Regions from separate parts of the Homo sapiens genome. Here region 2 is linked to region 1. Evidence: read pairs that join two places in POLR2A ChIA-PET (ENCODE). Cell type or tissue: PC-9. All regions are shown on one strand. Links, peaks and the distances in the headings refer to the core of each region. The heading gives the core; the rest is flanking DNA. Region 1 has its middle 6.8 kb from the start of CCNI. Region 2 has its middle 11 kb from the start of CCNG2.

What was found. ChIA-PET counts read pairs that join two places held together with the same protein. Peaks named below come from ENCODE experiments on the same cell type or tissue, not always from the same donor. Only the 100,000 strongest peaks of a DNase experiment are listed, where the experiment ranks them.
Region 2: POLR2A ChIA-PET joins it to region 1 with 8 read pairs; 25 of 35 experiments call an interaction of 5 or more read pairs at or near these places.

The regions. Positions count from the first base shown.
Region 1 is chr4:77,080,595-77,084,992 of GRCh38, reverse strand. It overlaps the pseudogene RPL7P17. Among named protein-coding and RNA genes, the nearest start is that of CCNI, 6.8 kb to the right of the region's middle. In PC-9, for the core only: no CTCF peak of the experiment used is centred there; no DNase peak of the experiment used is centred there.
Region 2 is chr4:77,144,474-77,148,871 of GRCh38, reverse strand. No RefSeq gene overlaps it. Among named protein-coding and RNA genes, the nearest start is that of CCNG2, 11 kb to the left of the region's middle. In PC-9, for the core only: no CTCF peak of the experiment used is centred there; DNase peaks (open chromatin) are centred at 551 and 2,151; H3K4me3 peaks cover 1,013 bases; H3K27ac peaks cover 2,767 bases.

The sequences.
Region 1 (4,398 bases), core at 136-4,135:
AATAATAAATAATAAAATAAGTGTTGCCTGATTCTAGAATTTGCAGTAAAGCCAGTTGAGGTCTTTAAATTTGCTGTAACTTTGTCCTTTGACAATTCAAAACAGTTCTGGAAAAGAGTAAAATGATACTTTGTTTTAATGATGTATTTTTCTCCCAACTAAAAATAAGTAAATAAAATGTGAGAACTAAACTCTGACCTTTTTCTTCTCTTGCCCAAATTCCTACATAAGGGGCCTGGGGAGTCACGCCCTATAAACCATAAAGTTTCATTAGAGGGGTTTTATTTAACACCAGATAACATGGATTGCTTTCCAACCTAACTGGCATAACGTCACATGACAGACAAAGAGGGAAATCAAAATATTTTAATCCCAAACATGTTTCTTTGCCGTATCTAGAAACAGCCCGGCAAAGCTGTCTCTTGTGGGGAAAATCTACATTCTCTAGAGAATCCCCTTTCCTTTCCAGGACTTTTTCCTAATCCAGGAGAAAATCAACAGAAGTCTCGCACTTTCTAAAATCTGATAAGAAACACTTGCAGACCGTTTTCTCTGAAGCCTGCTGCCTGTAGGCTTTGCCTCATAATGGGAACCTTGGTGTCCACAACCCCTTATCTTAACCCAGACATTCATTTCAACTGATTCTAGGTTTCTAGACAACAATTTAACTCTTTCAACTAATTGCCAGTTCAAAAATCCTTGAATCGGCTGTGTGGTGGCTCAAGCTTTTAATCCCAGCACTTTGGGAGGCTGAAGCAACCATGCCAAGAGTTTGAGACCAGCCTGGCCAACATGGTGAAACCCTGTCTCTACTAAAAAAACATGAAAATTAGCTGGGCGTGATGGCACACGCCTGTAATCCCAGCTACTCAGGAGGCTGAGGCAGGAAAACTGAAAATCACTTAAGCCTGGGAGGTGGAGGTTGCAGCGGGGCTGTCATCGTGCCACTGCACTGCAGCCTGGGCGACAGAGTGAGACTCTCTCTCAAAAAAAGAAAAAAAGAAAGGAAGGAAGAAAAAGAAAAAGACAGAGAAAGAAAAGAAAATCCTTGAATTCACTTATTACCTGGAATCCCCTCACCCCCCACCCTCCTTGTTTCCAGTTATCCCACCTTTCTGGACAGACGAATGTACATCATACATGTATTGATGTCTTATATCTCCCTAAATTGTATAAATCCAAGCTACCACCCTAGGCACATGTTCTTAGGACCTCTTGAGACTGAGTCTTGGGCCATTGGTCACTCCTATTTGAATCAGAATAAATCTCTTCAAATGTTTTACAGACTTTGACTCTTCCCCTTGGCAAATGTTTCTACTGAAGTCTTTTGAGATACAACTTTCAAATAGGTGGTTGCTGTTTGATCTCCGTGGCTCCTCTTAATGAAGCATGAAACCAATGATCCCTTCTGGTGAGACTTTCCTAAATCACTCCTTAAATATGAGAAACCTAAAGCTAGTTTATATTGAGTGTTGGCCCAAGTTTAGAAAGCAGCTTGAGGCTGCAGCAGAGCCGCGCGGGAAGTGCGGCGCCATCACTAGAGCGGAAGCTGTAGGTGCGTTGTGGGAAGCACTTTATTGTCCAAAGCCAAACCGCCAGTGTGATGAAACTAACCTACAAGAAAAGGGCTGGGTTTTGTAAATGACACAGGCTCTAAAAAGCTTGGAAGCACTGCAACTTTTGGCAGGAATCAGGGTTAGCAGGACCTCAGTGTCTCAATGCTGCTAAGTGCAGGCTGGCTCTCTGGGTCCTCCAGCGTGAGCTAGAACTGATGTCTCTATGGTCAAGTAAACAGAGTGAGTGCTGTCTTCCCCATGTGGTGGGGTTGTGCCAGATCAGTAGCTGCTACACTAGAAAGACGGTGGATCAAGGGCAAAGAAAAATCCCTTTGGTTCCAGAAAATCTCCTGAAAAAGGTGAAGGCTTATCAAGCCCTCAAAGCCACCCAGGCAAAGCAGGCACTTTTGGCAAAGAAGGAGCAAAGGAAAAGAGCTCAGGTTTAAGCGACTGGAATCATTCCAACATGATTCCTGGTGGCAGAAACATGACAAGCTGCTTCTCAGACAACTAGAAGTGAAACCTCATGCCTTGGAATTGCCAGATGAACATTCCTTGGCCTTTGTTGTGTGCATCAAAAGGATTGATGGTGTGAGTTTACTGGGGCAGAGAACCATTGCAAGACTTCGCCTAAAGAAAATTTTTAATGGTGTCTTTGTAAAAGCCACCCCCAAGAACCTAAAAATGCTGCGTATAGTGGAACCTTATGTGACCTAGGGATTTCCAAATCTGAAGTCTGTCCAGGAATTTTGAATTTTGAAACGTGGACAAGCCAAGGTCAAGAATAAGACCATCTCTCTGACAGAAAACACAGTGATTGAGGAGCACCTGGGGAAGTTTGGTGTCATTTGCTTGGAAGACCTCATTCATGAAACTGCCTTCCCAGGGAAGCATTTCCAGGAGAGCTCATGGTTCTTGTGCCCTTTCCACCACTCAGTGGCCCGTCATGCTACCAAAAATAGAGTGGGCTTCCTCAAGGAGATGGGCACAGCTGGCTATCAGGGTGAATGCATCAATCAGCTCATCCGCCAGCTGAACCAGACCCAGGTGCCAAATGGCAGTAAATTTTTGTCAATGAAGTGGAAGCATGTGTTTTTGCTTTTTTGGAAATTTTTATCAAGTATCTTCAGAGAAGATTATTTCCTGCCTTATCTTCAAACACTGGAAAGGAAGGGTCAGAGACAGTAGCTGGCCGGAACAGTGGTTCACGCCTGTAATCCCAGCACTTTGGGAGGCTGAGGTGGGAGGATCACCTGAGGTCGGGAGTTCGAGACCAGCCTGACCAACATGGAGAAACCCTGTCCCTACTAAAAATACAAAAATTAGCTGGGCATGGTGGCACATGCCTGTAATCCCAGCTACTCGGGAGGCTGAGGCAAGAGAATCGCTTGAACCCGGGAGGCAGAGGTTGTGGTGAGCTGAGATCACGCCATTGCACTCCAGCCTGGGCAACAAGAGTGAAACTCTGTCTCAAAAAAAAAAAAAAAAAAGAAAACAAAAGACAGTAGCTTAGGTTCATGGCAAGCACCTCTCATCACAGTCCAGTTCCAAGGAAAAATTTCAGCGTTTTCTACATTGGCTGTCGCCTCATCTGAAATCAGCATATTCCATGGAAGAAGGAGTCCTGCTTTTGTTGCATCTTCTATCCTAAGGTTTAATGTTGGTAAATGAGTAACTCTAGCATTTGTACAAGGTTCCCTAAGACTCCTGCAGCAGTCGACCAAGCCCAGGGACACAATTGAATCTGGAGATTCCTGGGGCCTTGTTTTGAAAAAGACTTGAAATACACATAGGAAGAAAGGCACAAAAATAAATGTTCACTTGTCTCTTAAAAAAAAAAAAAAAGGCAGCTTGAGGCTTCCTTGACTTATTCCCTCTGAGCACTTTCCCCACTTAATATTAAGGAGGAGGTCTTTATATTATTTGGTGAATGGGGACTTTTTTTTCTCTTAATATCTTGATGCCAAGTTGGTTTGGGACATTTACTCCTCTTACATTCTATCTCTGTATAGATAAATGAAAAATATTTTAGAAGTTGTTAAAAGAATCCTAAAGTGTGGGCAGATGCTAAGTGATTATGACAGTAAATAATTTCCTTTGTTCTTGTAGGCTTTAACATCTCTCCTACAAGATAGTACCTTCATAAATTGTCTTGTGGAAACATTATCTAAAAATTTCATTTAGGACAAAGGAGAATAGAAGCTTCTGTCATTAAACATGAAACAGCCTTGCTTTCTTTACTCCTAAAAATGTAGGCAGTATTTCTAGAAATATTTAATGATAGCGAACCACTTCCTGGCCATCAATTTGATTCCCTTCCATTTTCCTAGACTTCTGAAGAGGTCTCACTTTACACTATTTTGCATTACAGAACAGTCTTTATACTTCCTTTTTTTTTTTTTTGACACAGGATGTCACTCTGTCGCCAATGCTGGAGTGCAGTGGCGCTATCTCAGCTCATTGCAACCTCCGCCTCCCAGGTTCAAACGATTCTCCTGACTCAGCCTCCAGAGTAGCTGAGACTACAGGCACACACCACCATGCCCGGCTAACTTTTTGTATTTTTAGTAGAGATGGGGTTTCGCCATGTTGGCCAGGCTGGTCTCAAACTTCTGGCCTCAAGTGATCCACTCACCTCAGCCTCCCAAAGTGCTGGGCTTACAGGCATGAGGCATCACACCCGCTCACTGTCTTTATTCTGATAGCTGTTTCTCATGTGCTTCCTTATGCTGCTCCTCTTTGATTTGAAGCAAGGTATAGTTTAATTTCAAGATTTAATATTCTAGTCATGAAATAAAACAAGTCTGAAATCCTTTTCCAGTAAAAATCTACTCTTTAGACA
Region 2 (4,398 bases), core at 119-4,118, 64 kb before region 1:
CCCTTAGATCCCCAAAATGCTGGTGGACACTCAAGCACCTCTAAATTCAAGGGAAAATGATACAGTGAAATTTGACATGGAGAAAGATAGCAGCCTTAACTGATTGTAATTAAAATCACTTACTTTCACAAAACTCAAAAAAATATATATGTGAACTGTATCAGTCAGGGTTCTCCAGAGAAACAAAGCCAATAGGATATATATAGATATAGTCATGCACAGCAAAATGATGTTTCAATCAGTAACGCATCACATATACAACAGTGGTTCCATAATATTATAACATTGTATTTTTACTGTAGCTTTTATCTGTTTAGATATGTTTAAATACACAACTATTTACCATTGTGTTAGAGTTATCTACAGTATTTGGCACAGTAACATGCCGCAAAGATTTGTAGCCTAGGAACAGTAGGTTATACCATATAGCTTAGGTGTGTAGTAAGCTATAGTACCAAAATTTGTGTAAGTACACTCTATGAAGTTTACACAATAATAAAATTGCCTAATGACGCATTTCTCAGAACTTATCTTCATCATTAAGCAATGCATGACTGTATATAGAAGGAGATTTATAATGAGGGATTGGCTTATGCAATTATGGAGGCTGAGAAATCCCACAATCTGCTGTCTGCAAGCTGGAGGCCCATGAAACCAGGTGGTGTAGTTCCAGTACAAGGCCCAAAGGCCTGAGAATCCCGGAAACCAATAGTGTTAAGTCCCAGTCCAAGTCCAAAGGCCTGAGAATCAGGAGCACTGATATCCAAGGCAGGAGAAGATGAATGTCCCAGCTCAAACAGCAAGGGCAAATTCACCCTTCTCCTCTGCCGTTTTGTTCTATTCAGGCCTTCAGCATAGTGGATAATGCCCACCCACATTGGTGAGTGTGGTCTTCTTTACTAGTCTACTGATCCAAATGCCCTTCTCTTCTGGAAATGCTTTCACAGATACACCCCAAGATGTGTTTTGCCAGCTACCTGGGCATCCCTTAGTTCAGTCAAGTTGACATAAAATTAACCAACACATGAACACTCTGCTAGGGCCACTCCTGAGAACTTGGAGAGAGTGTGCAAATGAGGGCCCCTGAAGCTAAATTTCATTAGCTTTATAATAATCTACATGTAGTAATCAATAATGAAGTTGTCAAGCACCGTATTCAGTGATTTATATGTCCTGACATAACTTTAATGCCTGTAACACACACAAGTGGTAAGTACCATCACACAGACCCAGAAATAGAGTCCCAGGGAGTTTATGTAACTTGATCCCACAGCTAGACAGTGGTGGAATCAGTGTTCAAACCTAGACAATCTGACTCTAGCATCCACACTCTTAACCACTATTTTACAGTGACATAGTTACTATGTTACATAGATCAAGTTTAACCACTATTTTACAGTGACATAGTTACTATGTTACATAGATCAAGCCTAGTGACTATGTTACACAGATCAAGCCTATATCCGAATTGTTTTATTTTCCTTCTTCTCGAATACCAGGAAGAAGACCTATTTGGCTGTATTTCCTACTAAGTTCACTCAAAATGGCTGCATCAGTAGTTTAGGTTAGTTTAAGCACAGGCAATTTGGATTGGGTGTTTTATTATGAAATTTAATCACTGGTCACCTGCATACGTGTGTGCGTGTGTGTGTGTGTTTCCTTTGTTTTTTGTTTTTCTTCAATAGAAAGCAAATATGCTTTTGAGAAATCTTAGACTTATCTCTGTCAAACTAATCTGAAAAGAAACTGTCCAGACAGATCAGGCCTGCCAGGATCAGCTACCCTTACCCTAGAGTTTTGAATTAACATGTTTCTTAAAAAAAGCCAGCCAGTTGTTTCAACACAGTCCCACCACTCAAATCTCAGGAAAGCCAGCAGGGGAAGAAAAATGAGGCTCCTTCTTTTCTGCCTGGGGGGAGATGTCTAAAGATTTGAGACATCATGTGAGTGTGTCATGTCAGTAGTTTGCAAATGTTTAGGGGCCAGAAAGAAATTGTGCTATGTTCCTATTTCTCCTGATAAGGACTATTTTGCAGACATGTGGGTTCTTTTCTACCTTATGACAAGGAAGTGTTTTTAAAGTCTTTAAAACAGAAGATGGCAATCAGCAAATACTCTGATGACTCTACTATTGTTAGCTCAGCTGCATACCATCATTCTAAGAGGAAGTCAAGGCCCTCTGATAACTCACTGCTAAAACAGCAGGTTTGAGGTTTACAGCCTGTGCTGGATTCTAGGAGGTAGAGATGGTAAGGGGTGGACAAAAAGAGTACATAGAAAATAAACTTTTTTAGAAATGTGCCAGAAGTTACCAATGTATTGTGCTTATTGTGTTGTGCAATGTTTGTTAAGTTTTTATGATGCACATAAATAATATGCTATCTCGAGATCTTGTATTTAAACAGGACAGAAACATATTGACTCATCCTGCGTGAAGATTAGCTTCCAAGAATATTCAGGTTTCTGTAGCCATGTGTCTTACAAATGCAGCATTTTAAAATCTTCATTGCTTCTTTTGTTCAGTTTAATAAAAGTTGTCTGGGCAGCTAATCTATTCCAGGCACAGTGGAGGAAACAGTAGACGCAAAATGGCTATGGTTTAAACCCTACCCTCAGAGAGCTCAGAGCCTAATGGGAGAGAACAGAATTGACAAATCACAATACTGTTATGCAAGTTTTGCAACAATAGCAGTGTGTAGAAAGGATAGCAGCAAAACAGGGAGAGAATAGTTATCTCAGGAGGGAGAGATTTCACTGTGTGACTGTCTTCTCCTTTCAACTCAGAATGTTACATACATTTTTAAGAATGAGCAGCTCTGCACAAGAACAGATTAACAGCATCTAAGCAACTCAAGAGTACATGTGGGTAGAACTTCCACCTTCAGGATGTCCTTTTGACACTGGTGCTTCCGGTATATTTGTGAAACCCATTATCCTAACTAAAACTACTTCAAGTTATACTTTTGACTTATTTAGGCTAAGTGAGATTATTGCCATTTCCCTGTAAGGGTTACTTATTTTACTTTATTTCTTCTTCTTTTTTTTTTTTTTTTTGAAACAGATCTTCGCTCTCGTTGCCCAGGCTGGAGTGCAATGGTGCGATCTCAGCTCACTGCAACCTCCTCCTCCTAGGTTCAAGTGATTCTCTATCCTCAGCCTCCGGAGTAGAGACCAGAAGAATGTACATTACCACAACAGCATTAGTTGTATTGCATTGTTTGGTTACAGGTGATTTTGTTTTTCTTTTTCCACATTTATTTTCCACATATTATTCCACATAGAATAATAAATCCTTGAGTGGTCTATTTTACTTCAGAGTAACTACATCTTTCATACTTTTTTGCTTTTTTGAGATGGAGTCTCGCTCTGTCGCCCAGGCTGGAGTGCAGTGGTGCAATCTCGGCTCACTGCAACCTCCACCTCCCGGGTTCATGCCATTCTCCTGCCTCAGTCTCCCGAGTAGCTGGGACTACAGGCACCCACCACCATGCCTGGCTAATTTTTTTGTATTTTTAGTAGAGACGTGGTTTCACCATGTTAGCCAGGATGGTCTCAATCTCCTGACCTCGTGATGCCCCCGCCTCAGCTTCCCAAAGTGCTAGGATTACCAGGCATGAGCCACTGCTCCTGGCCAGGGTTACTTATTTTAATCATGAAAGTAATAACAGCACATTACAGAAAATGTGGAAAAAGAAAAACAAAATCACCTGTAGCCAAACAATCTAATACAATTGATGTTATTGTAGTAATGTACATTCTTCTGGTCTCTTTTCTGATAGATAGATATATATATAAATATATATATTTATATCTGATATATATATATTTAATTGTATTGTAAAATACACAAACAAGAGAGTATACATATATTCAATGTAAAGACCATCAATAAAGGCTGGGCATGGTAGCTCACACCTGTAATCCCAGTTCTCTGGGAGGCCAAGGAGGGAGGTTCACTTGAGGCCAGGAGTTCAAGACCAGCCTGAACAACATAGAGAGACCTCATCTCTACAAAACTTTCTTTCAATTTGCCGAGCATGGTGGTGCATACCTGTAGTCCTAGCTACTCAGGAGGCTGAGGCAGGAGTTGAAGGCTGTAGTGAGTTATGTTCGAGCCACTGCACTCTGGCCTGGGCAACAAAGCAGGACCCTCTCTCTAAAAATATAAATAAATAAATACCATCAATAAAACAAGTAATTGTGTATCCACTACCCAAGTTAATCAATAGAATATAATCTGAAAGCTCTAGATGCTCTTCCTGGATCACATCCCCTACTCTCTCTCTCTGAAAGTAACCCTAGTACCAAATATTCAGTTAATCATTCCCTTCCTTTTAAAAATAGATTATCTGTATCCCTAAATAATGTATTGTTTAGTTTTTAAAAATTTATATAAGT